2 separate regions of the Homo sapiens genome follow, and region 1 is linked to region 2. A link is a loop called in an ENCODE intact Hi-C map of the cell type or tissue named here. Cell type or tissue: Caco-2. All regions are shown on one strand. Links, peaks and the distances in the headings refer to the core of each region. The heading gives the core; the rest is flanking DNA.

Region 1 (15,694 bases), core at 3,529-11,528, 54 kb after region 2:
TTCCTTGTATGCCAACTTTGCTGAGAGTTGTTTTTTTTTTTTTTTTTTTTTTTTTTTTTTTTTTTTTTAACAGAGTTTTGCTCTTGTTGCCCAGGCTGGAGTGCAATGGCAGGATCTTGGCTCACCACAACCTCCGCCTCCCGGGTTCAAACGATTCTCCTGTGTTAGCCTCCCAAGTAGCTGAGATTACAGGCACATGTCACCATGCCTGGCTAATTTTTGTACTTTTAGTAGAGATGAGGTTTCATCATATTGGTCAGACTGGTCTTGAACTCCTGACCTCAGGTGATCTGCCTGACTTAGCCTCCCAAAGTGCTGGGATTACAGGCATGAGCCACCATGTGCCCGGCCAAGCTGAGAGTTTTACTTTCAAAGGGATGCTGGATTTTGTCAAATGCTTTTTCTGCGTCTATTGAGATGATCATGTGATTTTTGTTTTCAATTCTATTTATGTGGTGTATCACATTTGTTGACTTGTGTGTCAAACCATCCCTGCATCCCTGGTATGAAACCCACTTTATCATAGTGGATTATCTTTTTGACATGTTGTTGGATTCAGTTAGCTAGTATTTTTTTTAAGGATTTTAGCATCAATGTTTGTCAAGGATATTTGCCTGCAGTTTTCTTTCTTAGTTGTGTCTTTTCCTGATTTTGATACTAGGGTGATGCTGGCTTCATAGAATGAATTAGGGAGGGCTCCTTCTTTCTCTATCTGGTGGAATAGTGTCAAAAAGATTGGTACCAGTTCTTTGAATGTCTGGTAGAATTCTGTGAATCCGTCTGGTCCTGGACATTTTATTGGTAATTTTTTGAATTACCATTTTAATCTCACTGCTTGTTATTGGTCTGTTCAGGGTATCTAATTCTTCCTGATTTAAGCTAGGAGGGTTGTATTTTTACAGGAATTTATTCTTCTCTTCTAGGTTTTCTAGTTTATGTGTGTAAAGGTGTTCATAGTAGCCTTGAATGATTTTTTTGTATTTCAGTGGTGTCAGTTATAATATTTCCTGTTTCATTTCTCAGTGAGGTTATTTGGATTTTCTCTCTTTTCTTGGTTAATCTTGCTAATGGTCTATAAATTTTATTTATATTTTCAAAGAAGCAGCTTTTTGTTTCATTTACCTTTTGTATTTTTTTTGTTTCAGTTAGTTCTGCTCTGATCTTGGTTATTTTCTTTTTTTGCTGGGTTTGGGTTTGGTTTGTTCTTGTTTCTCTAGTTTCTTGTGGTGTGTCCTTAGATTTTCTGTTTGTACTCTTTCAGACTTTTTGATGTAGGCATTTAGGGCTATGAACTTTCCTGTTAGCACCACCTTAGCTGTATGCCAGAGGTTTTGATAGGTTGTGTCATTATTGTCATTCTGTTTGAAGAATTTTTTAATTTTCATATTGATTTGGTTTTTGCCCCAATGGTTATTCAGGAGCAGCTTATTTAATTTCCATATATTTGCGTGGCTTTGAAGTTTTCTTTGGGAGTTGATGTCCAGTTTTATTCCACTGTGGTCTGAGAGAGTGCTTGATATAGTTTCAGTTTTCTTAAATGTTTTGAGGCTCGTATTATGACCTATCATATGATCTGTCTTGGAGAAAGTTCCATGTGCTGTTGAGGAGAATGTGTGTTCTGCAGTTGTTGAATGAAATGTTTTGTATATATCTGTTAAGTCCATTTTTTTCCAAGGTATGGTTTAAATCCACTCTTTCTTTGTCGACTTTCTGTCTTGATGGCCTGTCTAGTGCTGTCAGTGGAGTTGAAGTTCCCCACTATTATAGTGTTGCTGTCTATCTCATTTCTTAGGTCTATTAGCAATTGTTTTTATAAATTTGGGTCCTCCAGTATTAGGTGGATATATCTTTAGGGTTGGGATGTTTTCCTGTTGGACCAGCCATTTACTGTTATATAATGTCCCTCTTTGTCTCTTTTAACCACCGTTGCTTTAAAGTTTGTTTTGTCTGATATAAGAATAGCTGCCCCTGCTTGTTTTTGGTGTCCATTTGCATGAAACGCCTTTTTCCACCCCTTTACTTTAAGTTTATGTGAGTCCTTATGTGTTAGGTGAGTCTCCTGAAGATAGCAGATAGTTGATTGGTTAGTTCTTATCCATTCTGCAGTTCTGTATCTTTTAGTGGAGCATTTAGGCCATTTACATTCAATGTTACTATTGAAATGTGAGGTGCCATTGCATTCATTATGCTCTTTGTTGCCTGCATACTTTGGTGTTTTTTTTGTTTTGTGTTTTTTTTTTTCTGTTTTTTGTTTGTTTGTTTGTTTTTGAGATGGAATCTCACTCTGTCACCCAGGCTGGAGTGCAGTGGCGCCATCTTGGTTCACTGCAACCTCCCCCTCCCAGGTTCAAGCGATTCCCCTGCCTCAGCCTCCCAGGTAGCTGGGAGTAGAGGTGCCCACCACCACGCGTGGCTAATTTTTGTGTATTTAGTAGAGACGGGGATGCACCATATTGGCCAGGCTGGTCTTGAACTCCTGACCTTGTGATCTGCCCGCCTTGGCCTCCCAAAGTGCTGAGATTACAGGCATGAGCCACCACACCTGGCCTTTTTTTTTGGTTTTTCATTTTTGTTTTTTATCTTGTATTTGTGTTTTATAAATCCTGTTTGATTTATGCTGTAAAGAGATTCTGTTTGGTTGTGTTTTCAGGATTTGTTTTATGATTTAAGGTTTCTTTTGGCATTTTTGTATTAGGGGCTTGTTAATGGTGAATTCTCTCAGCATTTGTTTGTCTGAAAATGACTGTATCTTTCCTTATATATAATGCTTAGTTTCACTGGATGCAAAATTCTTGACTGATAATTGTTTTGTTTGAGGAGGCTGTAGGTGGGGCCCCAATCCCTTCTAACTTGTAAGGTTTCTGCTGAGAAATCTGCTGTTAATCTGATAGGTGTTCCTTTATAGGTTACCTGGTTCTTCTGTCTCACAGCTCTTAAGATTTTTTTGTCTTAACTTTGGATAACCTGATCACAATGTGCTAAGGTGAAGATCTTTTTGCTATGAATTTCCCAGGTGTTCTTCGTGCTTCTTATATTTGTATGTCTAGGTAAGGCCAGAGAAGTTTTACTTGATTATTCCCTCAAATATGTTTTCCAAGCTTTTAGAATTGTTTTCTTCCTCAGGAACACCAATTATTCTTAGGTTTGGTCATTTAACATAATTCCAGACTTCCTGGAGGCTTTGTTTATATTTTCTTATTCTGTTTTGTCTTCGTTGGATTGGGTTAATTCAAATACCTTGTCTTTGAGCTCAGAATTTCTTCTTCTACTTGTTAATTTTTATTGCTGAGAATTTCCTGATCATTTCACATTTCTAAAAGTGTGTCCAATGTTTCCTGAATTTTTTTTTTAAGCTATCTGTTTCATTGAATATTTTGCCCTTCACTTCTTGTGTGATTTTTTGTATTTCCTTGTGTTGGGCTTTGCCTTTCTCCCATCTCTCCCTGATTAGCTTAATAACTAACCTCCTGACTCCTTTTTTTTCAGATAAATCAGGGATTTCTTCTTGGTTTGGTTCTGTTGCTGGTGAACTAGTGTAATTTTTTTGGGGGGTGTTGATGAACGTTGTTTTGTCATATTACCAGGTTTGCTTTTCTGTTCCTTCTCATTTGGGTAGGCTTTGTCAGAGGGAAGGTCTATGGCTGAAAACTGTTTAGATTTTTTGACCCACAGGGTATTCCCTTTTTCTGTGGATGTGGCTTTCCATGAGCTGAACTGTAGTGATTGGTGTCTCTCTTCTGGGTCTAGCCACCCAGTGAGTCTTCCCTGCTCCAGGCTGATACTTGGGGTTGTCTGCACAGAGTCCTGTGATGTAAATCGACTGTGGATCTCTCAGCCATGGATACCAGTGCCTGTTCCAGTGGAGGTGGTGAAGGGTGCAGTGGCCTCTGTGGGAGTCCTTAGTTTTGATGGTTTAATGCTTTATGTATGTATTTATTTTTGCTAGTGGGCCTCCTGCCAGTAGGTAGCACTTCTAGAAAGCATCAGCTGTAGTAGTGTGCAGAGGGACTGGTGGTGGGTGGGGCCTTAGGACTCCCAACATTATATGTCCTTTGTCTTCCCCTACCAGGGCAGATAGGGAAGGACCATTGGGTGCAGGGGGCACTGGTCGTGTCTGAGTTCAGACTCTCCTTGGGCAGGTCTTGCTGTGGTTGGTGTAGGGGATGCAGGTGAGAGTCCCAGGTCACTGGAGTTGTGTACCTAGGAGAATTATAGCTGTCTCTGCTGAGCCACACAGAGTGTCAAGGAAGTGGGGGAAAGCGAGTAGTCACAGGCCTCACTCAGCTCCCATGCAAACCAGAGGGCCATTCTCACTCCCACTGTGTACTCCACAACAACCCCAAGTCTGTTTCCAGATGGAAGGCTAGTTGGGCTTGAAAATTGCTCAAGGCTTTCTGCCTTCCAGTTGCAGGAAAAAAAAGGGCTTTAGTTCTTCCCCGCCTGTGAAGTCTGCAAGCCAGATTCGCGCCTTTCCCTGAGTTCTGGGCAGGAGGCTTCTTGGCCCGTTCAAATTGTTACAAAGTTCAGCTAAGGAAGTCTTTTTCCACTTGGAATTTTACCTCTGCTCCTCTGTCCTCCCTCCTGAAGGATCCCTGTGGTGCCAGGCAGGAATGGGCTGCTTGGGGATTTATCAAGCCCCCAGGGCCTCCCTGCTGCCTGCTCCACCCCTGTATTTCACTCAGCTTGGCTCTAATTTGATGCAGCTCCAGGTAGTCAGGAAATTATCCCACAAACAGACTTTCAGCTTCTCCAGTGGGGGTGCGTGTTTGGGAGAGGAGGGTCTCCCTTTCTCACTTCTGCATTTGGGGCACTCACAGTATTTGGAGTGTCTCCAGGGTCCTGCAGTAGCAGTCTGCTTCCTTCAGAGGGTCTGTCCTGATGCCTTTAAAGACACATTCTCAAGATTCTCAGATAAGTGTGTCCCAGGTAAAAACAGTGTCCACATTTTCTTTTAGAATGTCATGTGTTTAGAATTGCAGTCATTTACATTTCTACTTCTGATGCTTTTGCCTAAGAAGATTATTTCAACTACCTTTCCCCTTTTCTTCTCATGACAGTGAAAGGACTTCTTTAAAATAATTCTCCCCTATATATCAGAGACTTGTCTTTATTCTCTCCATCCAGGCTTCTTACATATCACAAATAATACTCATCTTGAGTTTATATGCTGAAATATTGGAAGTATTCCCTATGTTGACAGGTCAGCCTGGGCAGGTGGGAATATAAAACATTCTTATTGGGGATGGTGCTGGGTCCTCAGATATCAGTGAGGGAGAAAAGTGCACTGTTTAGGTTCCATCTGAATGCTCCATCAGCTCTATGAAGAATATAATTTTTAAATGCACACTTAAAAAGGATGGAATTGGCCAGGTGTGGTGGCTCATGCCTGTGATCCTAGCAGTTTGGGAGGCCGAGGCGGGTGGATCACGAGGTCAGGAGATCGAGACCATCCTGGCCAACATGGTGAAACCCCATTTCTGCTAAAAATAAAAAATTAGCTGGGCTTGTTGGCATGTACCTGTAACTCCAGCTACTCAAAAGACTGAGGCAGGAGAATCACTTGAAACTGAAAGAGGTTGCAGTGAGATGAGAAGATGAGATCACGCCACTGCAATCCAGCCTGGTGACAGAGCAAGACTCTATCTCAAAACAAAACAAAAGGATAGAATTAGGCTGGGCACGGTGGCTCACACTTGTAATCCCAGCACTTTGGGTGGCCAAAGTGGGTGGATCATGATGTCAGGAGTTCAAGACCAGCTTGAGCAGCATGGTGAAACCCTGTATCTACTAAAAACACACACACAAGCAATAAATCTGGAAAACATTTTCCAGTTAAAAACACACACACACACACACACACACACACACACAAAATTAGCTGGGCAAGGTGGTGTGTACCTGTAGTCCTAGCTACTTGGGAGACAGGCAGGAGAATTACTTGAACCCAGGAGGCAGAAGTTGCCTTGAGCCAAGATTGTGCCATTACACACCAGCCTGTGTGACAGAGTAGACTCCATCCCCCCCCCAAAAAAGAAAAAGAATGGGTAGCCTGGAATAATTAGAAAGATATGCAAAGGAAGTAATTCAAAGAAATGTGACTTCTAGAATGCTACAGAGAGTATTTAAATACACTATTAGAAATTACAAAACATGGGCAACATGTGGCTTGAACTTTACATAAAACATGTTTTTCATAATTAGATTCTGATTCTGATTTACATTTTTTGGCCAGTAATTTCACCGAAGTCATGTTGCATCATCCTATATGTATCAGCACATAATACCAATCTGTCCCATTAATTTTATTCACTTGGTTAATGTGTTTTCTGAAAGACTTCTTCCCCCTTCCCCGAGATGGAGTCTTGCTCTGTCATCCAGAGCTGGAGTGCAATGGCACGGTCTCAGCTCACTGCAACCTCTGCCTCCTGGGTTCAAGTGGTTCTCCTGCCTCAGCCTCCTGAGTAGCTGGGATTACAGGCATGAGACACCACGCTCAGCTAATTATTGTATTTTTAGTAAAGATGGGGTTCACCATGTTGGCCAGGCTGGTCTTGAACTTTTGACATCATGATCCCTCTGCCTTGGCCTCCCAATGTGCAGGCATTACAGGTGTGAGCCACCACTCCCAGCCAGGATTTCTTCACTCTAAAGTTACTTTATAAAAACTGTATTATTCACAATTACTTTGGAGAGACTTTCTGATTAATGTGAATAAACACATTTAATCTGAAATCTCCCCTGTTACACCAAGTATCAGGTTCCAGTCCAAGCTGAGGTCTGACGGGAGTCGGTGGGTGAGTGGTGGGTTGCTGGAAAAACAATCGAGGATTGGTGGGGAGTTTTGGCATGGCTTTATTCTCTCTATGGTCACAAGCCTGGTCATGAGCCCTGTGTACAGGGTCAGCAGCTTTACTCTCTCTCCCTCTCCTGTCCACCTTTCTGTGTACTCCTAACACATAATAGTGGCTGAGAGCCAAGTATGATCTTACACAACCAGGTTACATAATGAGTAGAATTGTGCATGTGTGCTCCAAACTCACTGAGTCATGCTGAACCAGATGTTTACCTCGGCCTATTCTTGACCACAGCACATCCATTTTTCTTACATTCCTTTTCTTAATAGTTTATCTTTGTTTATACGTTGCTTTGGAAAATGAAGTGTGTCATCTTTTTTTTACTGGTCATATACAGTGGGATAAAACCCAGGTTCAGTCACTTACTATATGTTTTAAAAAGTATTTTCCTTAAGCTAGAATCATTGACATCATTGGTCAGTTTGTTAGCAATGCAGTAACTCAGGTCTCATCCCAGATCTGTTGAGTTAGAATACATATTTTAACAAAATCTCCAGTTTATTGATGTATGCATTAAAATTTGAGAGGTAATTTCTAATGTCCTGTGACTTCTCCATATGGGAACTATACACAGTTTACTCTGTATAATGTAAATATAGCACTCAAAACTGTATATGCTTGTGTTTGTGCCATACATTTTATGCTGTATCATCAGAAAAGTATAGTACCTACACTGGTTTTGTGGATCTTATTCTCTTTCCTCAGAATGATGGAATACATTAGAGAAGCTTTCTCTATTAAATAATATTTTACTGGATAATTTCAGTCTCATGTAAAACAGAGCCAGTTCTCTTAACTCTCAAACACCTAGAGTAAAATTAACCATTCTGCCTATGGCCACTTTCTAAATATGTGTGGGTGTTTGGGGTTTTTTAGAAGATGTTAATATTCAAGGCTGTGGCCATAGAATTCTCTCAGGAGTAGTGGGTGTGTCTGAATCCTGCTCAGTGAAATTTATATAGAGATGCGGTGTTAGAGAACTACAGAAACCTGCTTTCTTTAGGTGAGAGTAATTTTTCCCCAGATTTCCTAATATACCTTAAAGCTTCTATTTTATCCCTTTGTAGAATGATTTTGGGAATTTTTGCTATGCATAAATTATTTTTAGATCAATAAAATTAAGGAAAACTTGAAGTTATTGGAATAGAAAAGAAAATTTTCAAGATGTTATATCTTAACAGGAAACTTCCCCTTTCTTGAGCTAAACTGTATCTTTCACTCTAGATTAATGATAATTCTAGAAATTCAGTGGCATAAAGTATTTTCCCCAAGTATTAAAATCCAATATTCATCACCAATTTTAAATTCAATAGTATTGAACAGTAGAGCTAAGGATCCAGAAAACTAAAATACATATTAAATATTTTAACCTAAATATTCTAAAGGTTCTGTCAGAAAACAGTATTTTGGAATTAAAATTCTAGAATCCTTCATAATATTCTCTCCTCTCTACTGAACAGAGTACTAGGTTGGTAACTGGAGAATCCCAGCAAGTCATATTACTTTTTTTTCTAACAAAACAGGCCTTGATGTCTCTAACATTGATCTGATCTCCTGCTTTAAGCAAATAAAAGAGCCCTGGAATGTGAAGAGATATGAGACAGTAGTCAAATACTCAGATAGCTAAGCATGAATGAGGCAGATAACAAAGACAAGAGGTACAAAGGTCAAAGAATTCCAGACCTTAAAATGTGGTATGTGTTGCTCTGCTTCAATGGAAATATTTCCTAGAAAGTCATTTTTTTTTCTAGCTCTCAAATAGGAGCATCTTTTGTTCCATACCCTTAAATTCTCTAAGGGCTCCACTTCCTACTTAGTGATTTTCCTTTGAGGGTCTTGTGAGAGCTAAGGTCCTCTTTATGGCTTATGAGGTATCACATGTTATTCCTGTTGTTCCATTGCTTTGGGGGGATATAAGAACGCCTCTTGATTATTTTTGAGCAGCTGCATATAAGATTATTTCTTAAGTTTTCTTTTCCCATCATGTCTGAAATGTGTGAGAGCAGTGGTGATATTAAGATTTGTTTCAGAAATCTTAGGAACATTAATGACAGATGTTACTTGTTATTTTTCTATTTTTTCATTTTGATATTAGCAATCCTAACAGATTTGAAATGGTAGTTCCTCATTGTTTTCATTTGCAATTGCCTGTTGGTAGGTGATATTGAACACGTTTTTATATATCTATTGGTTATTTGTATATGTTGGCAAAATATTTTTTCAGTCTTTTGACCATTTTTCAGGTGGATTGTAATTGTTTTTATTATACTTGCCTCTACTTTGAATTTCCTATATATTTTTAATATTAAACTTTTCTTGTATATATTGTTTGCTATTGTGAGCATGCTGCAGTAAACATGCAAGTATAGGTAGCATTTTTTTTTTTTTTTTGAGTCGGAGTCTTGTTCTGTCGCCCAGGCTGGAGTGCAGTGGCTCGATCTTGGCTCGCTGCAGGCTCCAACTCCCAGGTTCACACCATTCTCTTGCCTCAGCCTCCCGAGTAGCTGGGACTACAGACGCCCGCCACCATGCCCGGCTAATGTTTTGTATTTTTAGTAGAGATGGGGTTTCACCGTGTTGGCCAGGGTGGTCTCGATCTCCTGAGCTCATGATCCGCCCACGTTGGCCTCCCAAAGTGCTGGGATTACAGGCGTGAACCACCGCACCTGGCCCAGATATCATTTTCATATAATAAATGATTTTTCTTTGGGTAGATACCCAATGATGAGATCTCTGAATCAAATGGTAGCTCTATTTTTAGTTGAGATTGAGTTTTTTTTTTTCATATGCATGTTGGCTATTTGTATTCTTTATTGAAAAATGCTTAGTAATGTTATTTGCCTATTTTCAATGGAATCCTTTTTTTATTATTATGACATTTTTGAGTTGTTTGAATTATTTGTAAATTCTGAATATTAGTTACATGTTGGCACATAGTTCGCAAATATGTTCTTTTATTCTGTAGGTTGCCTATTTACCCTGTTGATTATTTTTCTTGCTGTGCCTAAACATTTTAGTTTGAATCCCATTTATCTATTTTTTATAATAATAACATAATAATAGTTTTTTTTGTTGTGTTCTTGACTAGTTTTGGTGTCAAGGTGATACCTCAGAGTGACTTAGGAAGAATTTCATTATCCTGAATTTTTGGGAAGAGTTTCAGGAGGATTATTATTCTTAGTGCATTTGGTAGAATTTGGCTGTCCATTTATCTACTCCCGAGCTTTTCTTTTTCAAGACTTTTTTTATTACTGCCTCAATCATGCTACTCATTATTGGTTTGTGTTACTGTTGTATCCATTGAAATGTCTGTTCTTTCACTTCTGATTGTTTATTTAGATCTGTCTTCTGCTTTTGGTTAAGCTAGCTAGCAGTTTATCAATTTTGTCTTTTTGAAAAATCAACTATTCTGTTGATCATTTTTATTGTTTTTGGTCTTAAATTCATTTGGTTCTGTTCTGATTTTTGTTTTTTTTTTTCTTGTAACTTGGAATTTGGTTTGTTATTAATTTTCTAGTTCCTTGAAGTGTGATGTCAAGTCCTTAATATGTAAGCTTTCTACTTTTTTGATGCAGGCATTTAGGCTATAAACTGCTCTCTTTGTACTATATTTGCATATCTCACAGGTTTTATTATATTGCATTTCTATTTCCATCTTTTTTCCCACAATTTTTAAATTTTCATTTTAATTTTCTTTTTGAGATGGGTTTTACTCTGTCACCCAGGCTGGAGTGTAGTAGCACAATCTTGGCTCACTGCAACCTCTGCCTTCCAGGCTAAAGCGATCTTTTTATTTCAGCCTCCCGAGTGGCTAAGACTATAGGTGTGCACCACCACATTTAGCTTTTTTAATATGTATTTTTTGTAGAGATGGGGTTTGCCATGTTGCCCAGGCTAGTCTCAAACTCCTGACCTCAGGGGATCCACCTGCCTCAGCCTCCCAAAGTGCTGGGATTGCAGCTGTGAGCCACCACCCCTGGCCGGCCATCTTAATTACTTCATTTACACCGTGACTGTTCAGGAGTATGTTGTTTAAATTCTTTGTAAATTTATAGTTTCTGAAATTTCTCTTGATATTGATTTGTAGTTTTATTCTCCTGTGATCTAAGTAGGTAGTTGATATAATTGTGATTTATGGGGGTACTTTGTTGATTTGCCAATTTCCTATCTCAATGGTCTCTCTGATGCTGTGAGTAGAATGTTGAATTTCTCCACTATCATTGTGTTACTATCTCTTTCTATAGGTTTAATAATATTTCTATTTAAAATCTGGGTGCTTTGATGTTGGGTGCATAGATATTTAGAATTGTTATATCTTTTTGCTGAAAAGATTTCTTTATTATTGGATGATTACCTTCTTTACCCTTTTTGTTGCACTTTTTATTTAAAGTGTTTTATTTGATATACATACAGATACTCCTGTTTGCTTTTGGTTTCTGTTTCTGTTGATATCTTTCCTCCCTTATTTTTAATCTATATGTGTCTTACAAGTAAGGTGAGATTCTTGTAGGCACCATAGAGTTGGACGATTTTTTCTTATTCATATCATAAATCTATACATTTTGATGAAGGATTTAATTAATTTATATTCAAGGTTAATTTTTTCTTTCTTTTTCTTTTTATTTTTTGAGATGGAGTCTCATTCTTGTTGCTCAGGTTGGAGTGCAATGGTGCGATCTCGGCTCACTGCCACCTCTGCCTCCCAAGTTCAAGTGATTCTCCTGCCTCAGCCTATTGAGTAGCGGTGATTACAAGTGCCCACCACCGTGCCCAGCTAATTTTTTGTATTTTTAGTAGCGATGGGTTTTCACAGTGTTGGCCAGGCTGGTCTCAAACTCCTGATCTCAGGTGATCCACCCTCTTTGGCCTCCAAAAGGTATGAGCCACCTCACCCGGCCATGGTTAATATTAATATTAACATGTAGGTTTTGTTACTATCATAATGTTAATTATTTTGTTTTTTTTTTCATCTATCTTTCTGGTTTAATAAAATTCTGTCATGTTGTGATTTGATTTATTTCTTTTTGTCTTTTGTTTTATAAGACCTGTTAGTTTTATACTTTTGTATGTTTTAATGATGGTGAATATCAATCTTTTGTTTTTCTATTAGAAGTACCGGCCTGGCACAATGGCTCATGCCTGAAATCTCAGCACTTTGGGAGACTGAGGTGGGTTGATCACCTGAGGTCAGGAGTTTGAGACTAGCCTGGCCAACATGGTGAAACTCCGTCTCTACTAAAAATTCAAAAATTAGCTGGGTGAGGTGGCGGGTGCCTGTACTTTCAGCTACTTGGGAGGCTGAGGCAGGAGAATCACTTGAACCTGGAAGGCAGAGGTTGCAGTGAGCCGAGATTGTGCCATTGCACTCCAGCCTGGGCAACAAGAGCAAAACTGTCTCAGAAAAAAAAAAAAAAAAAAAAAAAAGAAATCCCTGACATCTTTTATAGACCCAGTCTAGTGGTAATTAGTTTCCCCAGCATTTATTTGTCAGGGTAAGACTATTTCTTCTTCATTTGTGAAGGTTAATTTACCTTGATGTAAAATTTTTGGCTGGCACTTTTATTTCAACACTCTCTAAGTGCCATTCCATTATCTTCTGGCCAGTAAAGTTTCTGTTGAGAAGTGTGCTTTTAGTCTGATGTGGTTTTCTTTATAAATGACTAGATGCTTTTCTTTTGCTGATTTTATAATTAGTTATTTCATTTCGACTTTAGAAATTCTGGTTATCATGTGCCATGATGAAGTCTGTTTTGCAATTTATTTTACTGGTGATTGCTGAGCTTCCTGTATATGTATGTCTAATTCTATTGCTAGACTTGGAAATTTTTCATCATTTATTTTCTTAAATAGGTTTTCTAAACTTTTTCATGTTTTTTTCTTTCTAAGAAACACTGATAATTTTTATGTTTAGTCACTTTATGTAGTCAGAAACATCTCAAAGTTTTCGTTCGTTTTTTAAAATTCTTCTTAGTTTTGTCTGAGTAGATTATTTTAAAAGACCCATTTAAAGGTCTGAAAATTCTGTTTATGCCTTTTCAGTCTACTATTGGATCATTGAATGTATTTTCTTTTTCCTTCAGTAAATCTTTCAGTTCCATAATTTTGTTTTGGTTTCTTTTAAAAGATATTTATCTCCTTGGCACATTTCCCATTCATACTCTAAATTTATTTATTTATTTTTGTATTGGTTTTTAGATTTCTTTTGCATCTCTTTGAGCTTCTTTAAAATCTATATTTTGAAGCCTTCTAAAAGTCTTTTAAAGTCCTTTCAATTATTTTTTTTTTCTTGGAATACTGGAGAATTATTGTGTTCCTTTGAAAGTGTCATAAACCTTGCTTTTCTGTGTTTTCTCTGTCTTTATGTGTCTTTATATTGATTTCTGCACATCTGGAGAAACAGTTGTTTCATTTTTTTAAATTTACATTCACTGGAGGAAGCTTTTTTTTTTGTTTTTTGAAGTTATTACCATGATGTTTATCACATAGAACCATTTGGCTTTAATTTTGGATTTGTGCAGAGGGAAAGACTGGATAAGTTTCTTGAGTATAAACAAATATATACACACACACACACACACACAGAAACATGTTTCTGTGTGTGTGTGTATATATACACACACATATATATATATATATATATCACAAATTTTGGCTTAGGAGTCATCTTTTCTCTTAGGTTGATTTTTAATTCTAACTCCCAGAAAACAATTAATTTATCTTTGTTTTATTTGTCATTGAGGCCCAGCAAACCTGAAGTAAAAGGGTGAGAAGGTAGGGTGGGTGCTGGATAATGAGAAATTACTTAAGGGTTATAATGTAAATTATTTGAATGATGGATACCCTAAAAGCCCTGACTTCGCCACTATGCAGTCTATGCATGTAACTAAATTACATTTGTACACAACACTTTTGTAAAAATAAATTAAAAAGAACAACTAGAGTTTGCTATCTTGCTTATTCATACATACAAATACATCATAAATGTTTCCCATGACATTATTATTGATACAGGAGTTAAAAAGAAATTATTTAGGCAGATAGTGAGTGAGGGCAAGAAAGTCCTTCGTAAAGCTTTCCTTTTAATAAAAAGCAGCCCACAAATTATTTCTTTTTTAACAAAGAACAGCCTGTAAAATCAAGCTCCAAACATCGATAAGCAAGCTGAAAGCTTGCATGAATAAATGTCGGCAGCTGTGCCAATAGGAAAAGGGACTAACTGCGGACGGCGCATGTTTAAAATGGTGACACCCTCTTCCCATTTCCTTGTTAACCACATGTACAGTAAGAAGCAGGCAACAGGGTGCTGGCAAATGCTCCATTTGCATAATAGAAGATTAGGGTGGAGCAGCCAGATTCCTTGTGTGCTGTGTAAACTTTCTTTATTTTATTTTATTTTATTATTATACATTAACGTTTAGGGTACATGTGCACAATGTGCAGGTTAGTTACATATGTATACATGTGCCATGCTGGTGTGCTGCACCCATTAACTCGTTATTTAGCATTAGGTATATCTCCTAATGCTATCCCTTCCCCCTCCCCCAAGCCACAACAGTCCCCAGAGTTTGATGTTCCCCTTCTTGTGTCCATGTGTTCTCATTGTTCGATTTCCACCTATGAATGAGAACATGTGGTGTTTGGTTTTTTGTCCTTACGATAGTTTACTGAGAATGATGATTTCCAATTTCATCCGTGTCCCTACAAAGGACATGAACTCATCATTTTTGATGGCTGCATAGTATTCCATGGTGTATATGTGCCACATTTTCTTAATCCAGTCTATCACTGTTGGACATTTGGGCTGGTTCCAAGTCGTTGCTATTGTGAATAGTGCTGCAATAAACATACGTGTGCATGTGTCTTTATAGGAGCATGATTTATAGTCCTTTGGGTATCTACCCAGTAATGGGATGGCTGGGTCAAATGGTATTTCTAGTTCTAGATCCCTGAGGAATCGCCACACTGACTTCCACAATGGTTGAACTAGTTGACAGTCCCACCAACAGTGTAAAAGTGTTCCTATTTCTCCACATCCTCTCCAGCACCTGTTCTTTCCTGACTTTTTAATGATCGCCATTCTAACTGGTGTGAGATGGTATCTCACTGTGGTTTTGATTTGCATTTCTTTGATGGCCAGTGATGGTGAGCATTTTTTCATGTGTCTTTTGGCTGCATAAATGTCTTGTTTTGAGAAGTGTCTGTTCACATCCTTTGCCCACTTTTTGATGGGGTTGTTGTTTTCTGGTAAATTTGTTTGAGTTCATTGTAGATTCTGTATATTAGCCCTTTGTCAGATGAGTAGGTTGCGAAAATTTTCTCCCATTTTGTAGGTTGCCTGTTGACTCTGATGGTAATTTCTTTAGCTGTGCAGAAGCTCTTTAGTTTAATTAGATCCCATTTCTCAATTTTGGCTTTTATTGCCATTGCTTTTGGTGTTTTAGACATGAAGTCCTTGCCCATGCCTATGTCCTGAATGGTAATGCCTAGGTTTTCTTCTAGGGTTTTTATGGTTTTAGGTCTAACGTTTAAATTGTTAATCCATTTTCAATTAATTTTCTATAAGGTGTAAGGAAGGGATCCAGTTTCAGCTTTCTACATATGGCTAGCCAGTTTTCCCAGCACCATTTATTAAACAGGGAATCCTTTCCCCATTGCTTATTTTTCTCAGGTTTGCCAAAGATCAGATAGTTGTAGCTATGCGGCATTATTTCTGAGGGCTCTGTTCTGTTCCATTGATCTATATCTCTGTTTTGGTACCAGTACCATGCTGTTTTGGTTACTGTAGCCTTGTAGTATAGTATGAAGTCAGGTAGCATGATGCCTCCAGCTTTGTTCTTTTG
Region 2 (11,628 bases), core at 3,305-11,304:
TCAGAATGAAACCCTGCAGCAGGCATGTCCATGTTTCATGAGAGAAATAGAAGAAAAAGAGTTGGACATACAAGATGATCCTTATTTCAAGCCCCCCTGCCACTTGGTTCAGCGGGCATTTTTGGGTGAAGCAGAACCTTTCTGTCAGGTCTGAAGGTTCAGATGTGTTGGTCTTTTTTCCCACTAATACACCTGAAAGTTCTATTGAGAACCATTTGTCCCTCCTCCCTACCCTTCTAGTCCCACTCTGTACCCACCACTCCCTGAAGAACTTAGCCCAGTGAGTACTACTCATAGTGGAGCTGCCTATCAACCTCCAAGGGGAAATCTTTGTCCACCTACAGAGGTTGCAAATGGGGAAGAAGGCCTGTGAGAGGAGGTGTCCCCTTTTCTCTGTCTGGTTTGGCTCTATAATAAGACAAGTTTGGTCATTTCTCTGAAGATGCAGGAAAATTCATAGGTGAGTTTGAGAAGTTAACTCTGACCTACAGTTTAACATGGCAGGATCTGTACATTTTGTTGTCTCTGTGTTATACAGTGGAAGAAAAACAATGCATTTTGGGGACAGCTAGGACTCATGCAGATGAGGTATTGGCTTGCAACCCGAACCATAATATATATCAGACAGGAGGTATAGCAGTTCCAGATCAAGATCTAGAGTGGAACTATCAAAGGGGGTGTGAGGACTTGGAAGAAGAGATCATATGGTCACTTGTTTGTTGAAAGAGATGAAGAAATGTATGAAAAAACCTGTTAACAATGAAAAGGTTAAGCAACTTTCTCAGGGCAAAGATGACAATCCAGCTTTGTTTTAATAGTGTTTAGTTGAGGCAATCAGAAAATATACTAACACTGATCTTGCCTCAATGAAAAGATAGACCCTTCTGGGAGTACATTTTATAACCCAGTCTGCCCCTGATATCCATAGAAAACTACTAAAAGCAGCTATGGGTCCCCAAACTTCTCTGGAACAGCTTTGGATATGGCATTTTTAGTTTTTAATAACAGGGACAAAGCGGAGGTAGCGGAAAGAGGAAGAAGGACCTCCCACAAGTTGCAGGTCTTGGTTGCAACCTTAAGCTAACCTCCCACATGGGGTTGCCCTCCTGGGTCTTGGGTTGAACAAGGGAAGCTGAAAGGTGGGAAGCCTAAACCTGGGTGTCCGAGTCACTGTGCCTTGGGCATAAATCAGGTTGCACACTGTAAGAAAACTGACCACTGGAAGAGGGTTTGTCCAGTGTTCTGAAGAGAGCCATCAGCACGTGAACTAATGATGGGTAAAACAGCCAGGCAAGCACCCAAGAGTGACGGGGACTGAGACCTTCCACCACGGTTTCCATCAGACAACTAGCCATATATCTGGAAAAGCCTCAGTATTTTTTGCCATGGCAGTTAAGAATATGAAGTTTCACCAGGTGCGGTGGCTCACACCTGTAATCCTAGCACTTTGGAAGGCCGAGGTGGGTGGATGACTTGAGGTCAGGAGTTCAAGACTAGTCTGGCCAACATGGTGAAACCCCATCTCTACTAAAAATACAAAAAATTAGCCAGAAATTGCTTGAACCTGAGAGGCGGAGGTTGCAGTGAGCTGAGATCGTGCCACTGCACTCCAGCCTGGGAAACAGAGACTCCGTCTCAAAAAAAAAAAAAAAAAAAGGAAGCTAGATGAGTTGCGAGTTGCCTCATGCCTGTAATCCCAGCACTTTGGGAGGCTGAGGTGGGTGGTCGGGAGTTCGAGACCAGCCTGAGCAACAAGGAGAAACCCCATCTCTAGTAAAAATACAAAATTAGCTGGGCGTGGTGGCACATGCTTGTAATCCCAGCTACTCAGGAGGCTTAGGCAAGAGATTCACATAAACCCGGGAGGCCGAAGTTGCAGTGAGCTGAGATCATGCCACTGCACTCCAGCCTGGGCGACAGAGTGAGACTCCTTCTCAAAAAAAAAAAAAAAAGAATATTAACTTTCTTCTGGACTGCTTACTCTGTTTTGACCCATTATAATGGGTCTGTTTCACCCCCAAACTGTATGGTCACGGGGATAGATTGACAAGCCCATAGATGCCATTTTACATAATCTCTAAGCTGTTTTTCAGTGACTTCGGTTTTCTTACATAACTTCCTTATCATGCCCGGATGCCTCAGGGAAGTCGTAGCAATTTCTCTTTCAGTAGATAAAGCCAATAAACTGGCTTTAGAACAACATTCTGAGGTTTAAGCCCACACCAAGTATGAGGAGTTCTATAAGCCAAAAGACACCAGTGGATGACAGGGGACACTTATTGAAATAGCAGACATTTTGCTAGACACTCCAATTAACCTGATATGAGGTGCTAATCAATAAAAAATAGTTAAACATTTGCATGACTCTACTCATTTGGGAATAAATTCCCTGTTTAATATCTCGGCTTTTTATAGAAAAATAATTACTTAAAAGAGTAAACCAGGTAACCCAGGCCTGTGAACTATATGCCTGGAACAACCCAAATGACCAATGTTTACCTCCTCCTTTAGTAAGGCCTGTTCAGCATAGAGGAGCATACCCTGGTGAAGACTGGCAAATAGACTATACTCAGATGCCCCCGTGTAAAGGGTTTAAATATTGATTAGTATTCATTGACACCTTTACCGTTTGGATTGAGGCTTTTCCTACCAAGTCTGAAAAGGCAATCAAGGTTTCTAAACTACTAAAAGAAATAATTCCGATGGGTACAGTATCTCACGCCTGTAATCCCTGCACATTGGGAGGCCAAGGCAGGTGGATCACCTGAGGTCAGGAGTTCGAGACCAGCCTGGCTAACATGGCGAAACCCCGTCTCTACTAAAAATACAAAAATTAGCTGGGTGTGGTGGTGTGCACCTGTAGTCCTAGCTACTCTGGAGGATGAGGCATGAGAATCACTTGAACCTTGGAGGCAGAGGTTGCAGTGAACCAAGATTGTGCCATTGCACTCCAGCCTGGGCAACAAGAGTGAAACTCTGCCTCAAAAGAAAAAAAAAAAAAGATAATATCGAGTCTCGCAAAATATAGTAATTAAGAAGATTCTTTATCACAAACCCTTGTGGCAGAGCACATCTCCTCATAGGTAAAAACATTGTAACTATGGTAAATGTGTTCCTCAATAGTAAATTAATTATTAAACTTATTCAAAATTATTTTATTTAATTTTTCAGAACAATGCTTATGTTTTGTATAGCTAATTGCTGTAATTCTTTAACAAAAACTGGGCCAGACACAGTGGGTCATGCCTGTAATCCCAGCACTTTGGGAGGCCGAGGCGGGCGGATCACGAGGTCAGGAGATCGAGACCGTCCTGGCTAACACGGTGCAACCCCATCTATACTAAAAAAAAAAAAAAAAAATTAGCCAGGCGTGGTGGCGGGTGCCTGTAGTCCCAGCTACTTGGGAGGCTGAGGCAGAAGAATCTCTTGAACCTGGGAGGCGGAGGTTGCAGTGAGCCCAGATCGCGCCAATGCACTCCAGTCTGGGCAACAGAGTGAGATTCCATCTCAAAAAAACAAAAAAAAAAAACCCAAAAAACTATTTGATTGATGTCTCATTACAAAATGTATAAAAGCAAGCTTTGCCCCGACCACCTTGGGCACATGTTCTCAGAACCTCCTGAGAGCTGTGTCACAGGCCATTGTCACTCATATATGGCTCAGAATCAATCTCTTCAATTTTTTTTTAAACCATCTGTGACAAACCCACAGCAAACATTAAACTGAACAGGAAAAAGTTGGAAACATTTTCTCTGAGAAATGGAACAAGACAATAGTGCCCATTTTCATCACTTCTATTCAACATAGTACTTGGAAGTCCCAGCCAGAGCAATTAGAGAAAAGAAATAAGTAGCGAGCCTCCAAGTTGGTAAAGAGGTAGTCAAATTGTCACTGTTCACTGATGTTACAATCATATAATTAGGAAACCCTAAATACTCATAAAAAAGCATCTAGATCTGATCAATTCAGTAAAGTTTTAGGATACAAAATTAATGTGCACATATTAGTGGCATTGGTATACACCAACAGTGACCAAACTGATATTTAAATCAAGAACTCAACCCCTTTTAAAGCAGCTGCAAAAAAATAATACTAATAATTAGGATTATCCCTAATGAAGGCCATGAAAGATCTCTACAAGAAAAACTGTAAAATATGTCTGAAAGGTATCATAGATGACACATACAAATAAAAACACATCCCATGCTTATAGATGGGTAGGGTTAGTATTGTAAAAATCATATTACCAAAAGCAAGCTACAAATTCAATACAATTCCTATGAAAATAACATCATAATTTCCTCACATAACTAAAAAACTCTAAAATTCATATGAAACAAAAAAGAACCTGCATAGACAAAGCAAGACTAAGCAAAACAAAAATAAACTCAAGATGGATCAAAAATGTTAAGACCTGAAACTATAAAAATTGTAGAAGGTAATACTGGAAAAACTCTTCTAGACATTGGCTTTGGCAAAGCGTAGATGACCAAGAACCCAAAAGCACATGCAACATGAAACAAAGACAGATGAGACTTAATTAATTCTCAAAAGAAGATATACAAATGGCCAACTAACGTAGATAAAAATGCTCAACATTACTAATGATTAATGATCAGGAAAATGCAAATCAAAACCACAATGTGATACCACCTTATTCCTGCAAAAATGACCATAATTAAAACATCAAAAATAATGCATGTTCGCATGGTTTTGGTGAAAAGGGAATACTTTTACATTGCTGGTGGGAATGTATACTAGTACAACACTATGGAAAACAGTATGGAGATTCATTAAAAAATTAAAAGTAGAACTACCGTTTGATTCAGCAATTCCACTACTGGGTATCTACATGGTGAAAAATAAGTCATTATATGAGTAAGATACTTGCACATGCATGTTTATAGCAGCACAATTTGCAATTGCAAAAGAATGGAAGCAGCCTAATTAATGCCCATCAACTAATGAGTGGAAAAGGAAAATGTGGCATATACCACATTTTCTTTATATATATATAATATATATAAATAATATATAATATATTTATAATAATATATATACACCAATGAATGCTACTCAATCATAACAAGGAATAAAATAATAGCACTTGCAGCAACCTCAATGGAGTTGAAGAACATTATTCTAAGTGAAGTAACTAAAAAATGAAAAAAACAAATATTGTATGTTCTCACTTATAAGTGGGAACTAAGCTATGAGAATGCAATGGCATAAGAATTATATAATGGACTGTGGGTACTCAGTGGCAAGGGTAGGAGAAGAGTGACGGATAAAAGACTACATATTGGGTACAGTGCACACTGCTTGGGAGATGGGTGCTCCTAAATATTAGAAATCACTACAAAAGAACTTATCCATGTATCCAAACATCTTCTGTACCTTAAAAACTTTGGAAATAATAATAATAATAATAAACAAAAAATAATCCCAAACCCCGTAAGTTTAACTTTCTATGCTTTGGCTGTTTTTGGTTTATTTTTTATTTTTTAGAAAGGGTCTCACTCTGTCACCCAGAATAGAGTGCAGTGGCTTAATCAGGGCTCATTGCAGCCTCGACCTCCTTGGTTCAGGCAATCCTCCTCCCTCCGCCTCCTGAACAGCTGGTACTAAAGGTACAGGCCACCATGCTCAGTTAACTTTTGTATTTTTTTAGATACATGTTTTTGCCATGTTGCCCAGGCTGATCTCAAATTCCTGGGCTTAAGCAGTCTTCATTTCTTGGCCTCCCAAAGTGCTGGGATTATAAACATGAGCCATCATGAGTGACCACAATCTTTTTTTTTTTTTTTTTTGAGACAGAGCCTCACTCTGTCACCCAGGCTGGAGTGCAGTGACCTGATCTTGGCTCACTTCAACCTCCTCCTGTCAGGTTCAAGCGATTCTCCTGCCTCAGCCTCTGAGTAGCTGGGACTACAGGCACGCGCCACCACGCCCAGCTAATTTTTGTATTTAATAGTGGAGATGGGGGTTTCACCATATTGGCCAGGCTGGTCTTGAACTCCTGACCTCGTGATCCACCCACCTCGGCCTCCCAAAGTGCTGGGACTACAGGCGTGAGCCACTGCACCCAGCCCAGAATTTTTTTTAACATGATATAGAAAAGCTAACTATATTTAGATCTGTTACTTAACAGAAAATTTGAATAAACGTCTTTTATTAAAAAACATAAAATTTTTTATCTACAAATATTGATACAAAACAGTTCAAAATTACTTCCTAGGGGTTTCACTAAAAATTAGTTTGTTAAGGGTATATATATATATATATAAAAACTAAGATTTCTAGGTGTAAAACAATTTTTTTATAGAGAGTGTATAAACAAAGGCCAGGCGCAGTGGGTCACGTCTGTAATCCCAACACCCAACACTTTGGGAGGCCAAGGCAGGTGGATCATTTCGAGCTTAGGAGTTTGAGACCAGCCTGAACAGCAAGGCAAATTCCAGTCCCTACTTAAAATACAGAAATAAACCGGGCATGATGGCTTACACCTGTAGTCCCAGCTACTCCAGAGGCTGAGGCTGGAGAATCGCTTGAACTTGGGAGGCGGAGGTTGCAGTGAGCCAAGATTGCGCCACTGCACTTCAGCCTGGGCGAAAGAGCAAGCCTCTCCTGGAAATAAAAAAACAGTGTATAAACAAAAGCAAAATATGCTTTTGATGAAGAAAGTTAGAAACATTTTGTCTACTTTGAAATTATTTAAAGGTTGTTTCAAATTGAAAATATAAAAATAATGTAGATTAAAATACAACATAAAAATTTAAAAAATGGCCAGGCACGATGGCTCACGCCTGTAATCCCAGTAATTTGGGAGGCTGAGGCGGGTGGATTACCTGAGGCCAAGAGTTCGTGACCAGCCTGGCAACATAGTGAAACCCCGTCTCTACTAAAAATGCAAAAAATTAGCCAGGTTTGGTGATGCACGCCTGTAATCCCAGCTACTCGGGAGGCTGAGGCAGGAGAATCGCTTGAACCCAGGAGGCAGAGGTTGCAGTTAGCCAAGATGGCGCCACTGTACTCCAGCTTGGGCGACAGAGCTAGACTTCGTCTAGACAAAAAATAAAAAATAAAAAAAAGTATAAGAGATCATAAAATATGTATAAAAATCTAGAATGGTCAAAAAGACAAATTTGATGGACTTTATTTTTGTTATTTTATTTTATTTTTTGAGACAAAGTCTCGCTCTGTCGCCCAGGCTAGGGTGCAGTGGCAGGATCTTGACTCACTGCAACCTCAGCCCCCCGGGTTCAAGGAATTCTGCTGCCTCAGCCACCCGAGAAGCTGGGGTTATAGGCGTGCGCCACCATGCCCAGCTAATTTTTTTTTCTTTTATTTTTTTGAGACGGAATTTTACTCTTGTTGTCCAGGCTGGAGTGTAATGACGCGATCCACGCTCACTGCAGCCTCCACCTCCCAGGTTCAAGCAGTTCTCCTGCCTCAGCCTCCCGAGAAGCTGGTATTACAGGCACGTGCCACTACGCCCAGCTAATTTTGTATTTTTAGTAGAGATGAGGTTTCACCATGATAGTCAGGCTGGTCTCCAACACATGACCTAATGTGATCCGCCCGCCTTGGCCATCGAAAGTGCTGGGATTACAGGCGTGAGCCACCGCGCCCAGCTGATGGATTTACTTATAACGGTTTATCAAATTAGCTTTAGTGCTGATAATACATTATTACTAAAGTAAAAGTTGATTTTCTCTTGAACAAAAATTATATGTATTATTAATATACATAAAATATGTTTGTTCACATTTTGAATACATTGAAAAAGAGAGAGAGCAAAAAAGATATAGAATTTTCCCATGCTCTGGGGTGGGCCTGGCTCAGCTCAGGGAGGAAGCCCTGCCCGATAAGGCTGCAGCTTAGGCTGTCACTCTTTCTTCAGCCTAGGGTGTGATCACATCTTCTATCACTCAGGGTCTGAGTAGGCGGGGCCTTAAACGTTATCCAACTAGGGACGTTGGGCTGGGAACTGTCCAATCAGGCACACAGCTGGACTGGACAAAGCGGCTTCCGGGATATGGCGGGGCCTTTGTCTCTCGCTGTCGCCGGAGTCCCAGGTCTGTCTTCACTGCTCTGTGTCCTCTGCTCCTAGAGGCCCAGCCTCTGTGGCGCTGTTACCAGCAGGTATTGGAGATCCACAGCTAAGATGCCAGGACCCCCTAGAAGCCTAGAAATGGTGAGAATGCCAGTCCGACATCCCGAGAGAGGGGAGGGGGCTGGTTGGAACTGGTGGGAAGCGGCTGTGGCGGGACTCAGGCCTCCCCCCAGTCAGCTCCACAATCTGCGCCCAGCTCGACCTCAGTCCCCTTCAGAAATAAGATGGCGGCTGCGCTGACAGCCAGACCCCCAGGAGTCCTGTTTCTTCCCTGCGCAGTGACTGTGCCCTGTCCTGGAGCCCTCTCTGGGCAGCTGTGGACCCGCAGCCCCGCGTCTCTCCCAGATTGTTCAGGGACCCGGGGAGGGTCGTCAGGGGAGAATCCTGACTCGGGTTGCGGGTTCATGAACGGGAAGAGCTTTGGTCTGTGGGGTTCCCAGGCCCTCTTTTTTCCCATTAAAAATTTATGGGCGTCACTGCAAAAATATTAAATACTTTAATAAAAGAATGATTCAAAAATTGTACCACACCCAGCTGTGGTTTGTACTTTTGTGGTCCATGGAAGGGGCCTGAAGAAAAGATTGTTACAAGGTTCATGATAAAGAAAACCAAATTCAATAATTGGCTAGGTACAGCAATCTAGGTTGTCGTTTTTTTTTTTTTTTTTTCTTTTTTTTGAGACAGAGTCTCACTTTTTTGCTCAGGCTGGAGTGCAGTGGTGTGATCTCGACTCACTGCAACCTCCGCCTCTTGGGTTCAAGCGATTCTCCTGCCTCAGCCTCCCTAGTAGCTGGGACTACAGGCGCCCGCCACCACAATTTTTTTATTTTTAGTAGAGACGGGGTTTTACCATGTTGGCCAGGCTGGTCTCCAACTCCTGACCTCAGGTGATCCACCCACCTTGGCCTCCGAAAGTGCTAGGATTACAGGCGTGAGCCACCGTGCCCAGCCTCGTTTCTTAATTTTTACATTTAAGGTGGGAATATCCTGGTTATGTAATCAGAGCTTAATTGTCAGCTTATTCTTGGTTAAGCAAGAATTTTGTTTCCGCTAATGTAGTAATTTACCAAAAAATGCTCTTGAGTTTAGATTTTTTTTTTAGAAGTAGAAATCCGGGGACTAGAGCCACCTCAATCTAATTGCCTGCCACTTAATTATTTTCACACTCCACAGGGGACTGCTTTTTTCCTGAAATTTTCACATGTATCCCAAGCAGGGCCTCAAGTCCACCCCTCATCCCCTATTCCTCCAGCCTAACTCTGGCTTGCAGGAAAATACTAAATTTCCCGTTTTGTCTGACATTCCCAAATGCCAATGTCCCCTCCCTAATTCACTTTATCATCTATTTGTCCTTTAGGGTAGATTTTGATACCTGTTTTAATTTTTATTTATTTATTTATTTTAATTTTTGAGACAGAGGCTTGCTCGGTCACCCCGGATGGAGTGCAGTGGTGCAGTGGTGTGATTTAGGCTCACTGCAACCTCTGCCTTATGGGATCAAATGATTCTCTTGTCTCAGTCGCCCAAGTAGCTGGAATTATAGGCGCCCGCCCCCACGCCTGGCTAATTTTTGTATTTTTAGTAGAGACCGGGCTTCACTATGTTGTCCAGGCTGGTTTCAAACTCCTAGCCTCAAGCGATCCGCCTGCATCAGCCTCCCCAAGAGCTGGTATTACAGACGTGAGCCATCTCGCCTGGCCAATTAATCTTTTTTTTTTTTTTTTTTTTTTTTTTTTTGAGACAGAGTTTCACTCTTGTTGCCCAGGCTGGAGTGCAATGGCACGATCTCGGCTCACCGCAACCTCCGCCTCCCAGGTTTAAGCGATTCTCCTGCCTCAGCCTCCCTAGTAACTGGGATTATAGGCATGTGCCACCATGCCTGGCTAATTTTGTGTTTTTAGTAAAGACAGGGTTTCTCCATGTTGGTCAGGCTGGTCTCAAACTCCCGACCTCGGGTGATACGCCCGCCTTGGCCTCCGAAAGTGCTGGGATTACAGGCGTGAGCCACTGCACCCGGCCAATTAATCATTTTTTGACAAAGCATTTGATGGCACATTTAAAAAGGTTTGTTTTCTTTTTGTAAATATTTCCTATGAGAAGAAAGCAAAGAATAATCTCCTGACACTGTATTGTAAAATATCTCTGCGTTTTTTTTTCTTCTATCTTCCCTAGTCACAGATATCTTATCAGAATGTTTTTGGGTCAAGTTTTCCTTTTGGAAACTATAGTGTGATGTGTCTTCAGTCACCATTCGGTTTTCTTGGACCTGGGTTTCAGTACTGTATTGGGATAAACGAAGATACCCACCATGGCTATGTCTGCTTAGAGTGTCTAGTAAATATCAGCTTCTGGGTCATATTCTCTCATAGGAAAATCTGAGGTATTGAGTGTAGCGTCCCAAGTGCGCAGGTGGATGCCCTGAGTCTAAAAGGCATTTCCTAGTGCACTTTTTTTTTTAAAGCTAATTTTATGAGACATTAATATTGTCTTCACCCAACCCAGCTTTCATTTCTTAAAGACACATTGCTGGTCAGTCAATCAGATACCAGTATTGAGGAGAAAACAAATAATTTCTGCCTCCTGGTTTCCTTTAGAGAACAGAAAAATAGTAAAAAATTTCTAGAAAACAAAACAAAACAAAACAAAAACGAGGGCCAGGCATGGTGGCTCATGCCTGTAATCCCTACACTTTGGGAGGCCAAGGAGGGTGGATCACGAAGTCAGGAGTTCGAGACCAGCTGGCCAACATGGTGAAACCCCATCTCTACTAAAAATACGAAAAAAAAAAAAAAAAAGCTGGGTGTAGTGGTACAGGCCTGTAATCGCAGCTACTCAGGAGGCTAAGGCAGGAGAATCAGTTGAACCTCAGAGGCGGAGGTTGCAGTGAGTGGATATCACGCCACTGCACTCCAGCCTGGGCGACAGAGTGAGACTCCATTTCAAAAACAAAAACAAACCGCAAAAAACTGACCCCAGTGAGATGGTGTAAGAACTTGCAGAGTAAAATGCGCCTGAGACACTCACTGGGGCATAGTTCAGAGTCTCCTGAGAGGGGGTTATTGAGCACTTTAGTGAGTAGGATGGGGTGGGACAGTCTCTCAAGTAATTGGATGGCCTGACTTGACACATGATTAAGACATATCTGTGTCTTGAAAAGGTTTTTTCACTTATTTTGACCTAAGGCTTGTTTTCGTTGTCTTGAGACAGTTTCCCTCTGTCACCCAGGCTGGAGCGCAGTGGTACCATCTCGGTCCACTGCAACCTCCAGATCTTGAGTTCAGGTGATTCTCATGCCTCAGCCTCCCAAGTAGCTGGGACTACAGGTGTGCACCACCACACTCAGCTAGTTTCTGTAGTTTTAGTAGAGACAGAGTTTCACCATGTTAGCTAGGCTGTTCTCAAACTTCTGGCCTCAAGTGACTCACCTGCCTGAGCCTTCCAAAGTGCTGAGATTACAGGCGTGAGCCATTGTGCCCAGCTCACCTCGGTTTTTTAACTGTGTATTGCATTTT

What was found. Hi-C counts contacts between places; a loop is a spot of excess contacts. Peaks named below come from ENCODE experiments on the same cell type or tissue, not always from the same donor. Only the 100,000 strongest peaks of a DNase experiment are listed, where the experiment ranks them.
Region 1: it touches region 2 in a loop (7-fold over the local background); 2 of 110 quality-filtered maps call a loop at or near these places.

What each region holds. Positions count from the first base shown.
Region 1 is chr19:24,133,288-24,148,981 of GRCh38, forward strand. It overlaps LINC03085 (long intergenic non-protein coding RNA 3085), which reads left to right and starts at 13,188. Exons shown (of 1, transcript NR_186350.1): 1 at 13,188-13,794. In Caco-2, for the core only: no CTCF peak of the experiment used is centred there; no DNase peak of the experiment used is centred there.
Region 2 is chr19:24,079,141-24,090,768 of GRCh38, forward strand. ZNF254 (zinc finger protein 254) reads left to right here and starts at 8,047. Exons shown (of 4, transcript NM_203282.4): 1 at 8,047-8,197. The coding sequence starts at 8,168. RefSeq lists enhancers at 8,093-8,172, 8,223-8,272, 8,333-8,422. In Caco-2, for the core only: no CTCF peak of the experiment used is centred there; a DNase peak (open chromatin) is centred at 7,981; H3K4me3 peaks cover 956 bases.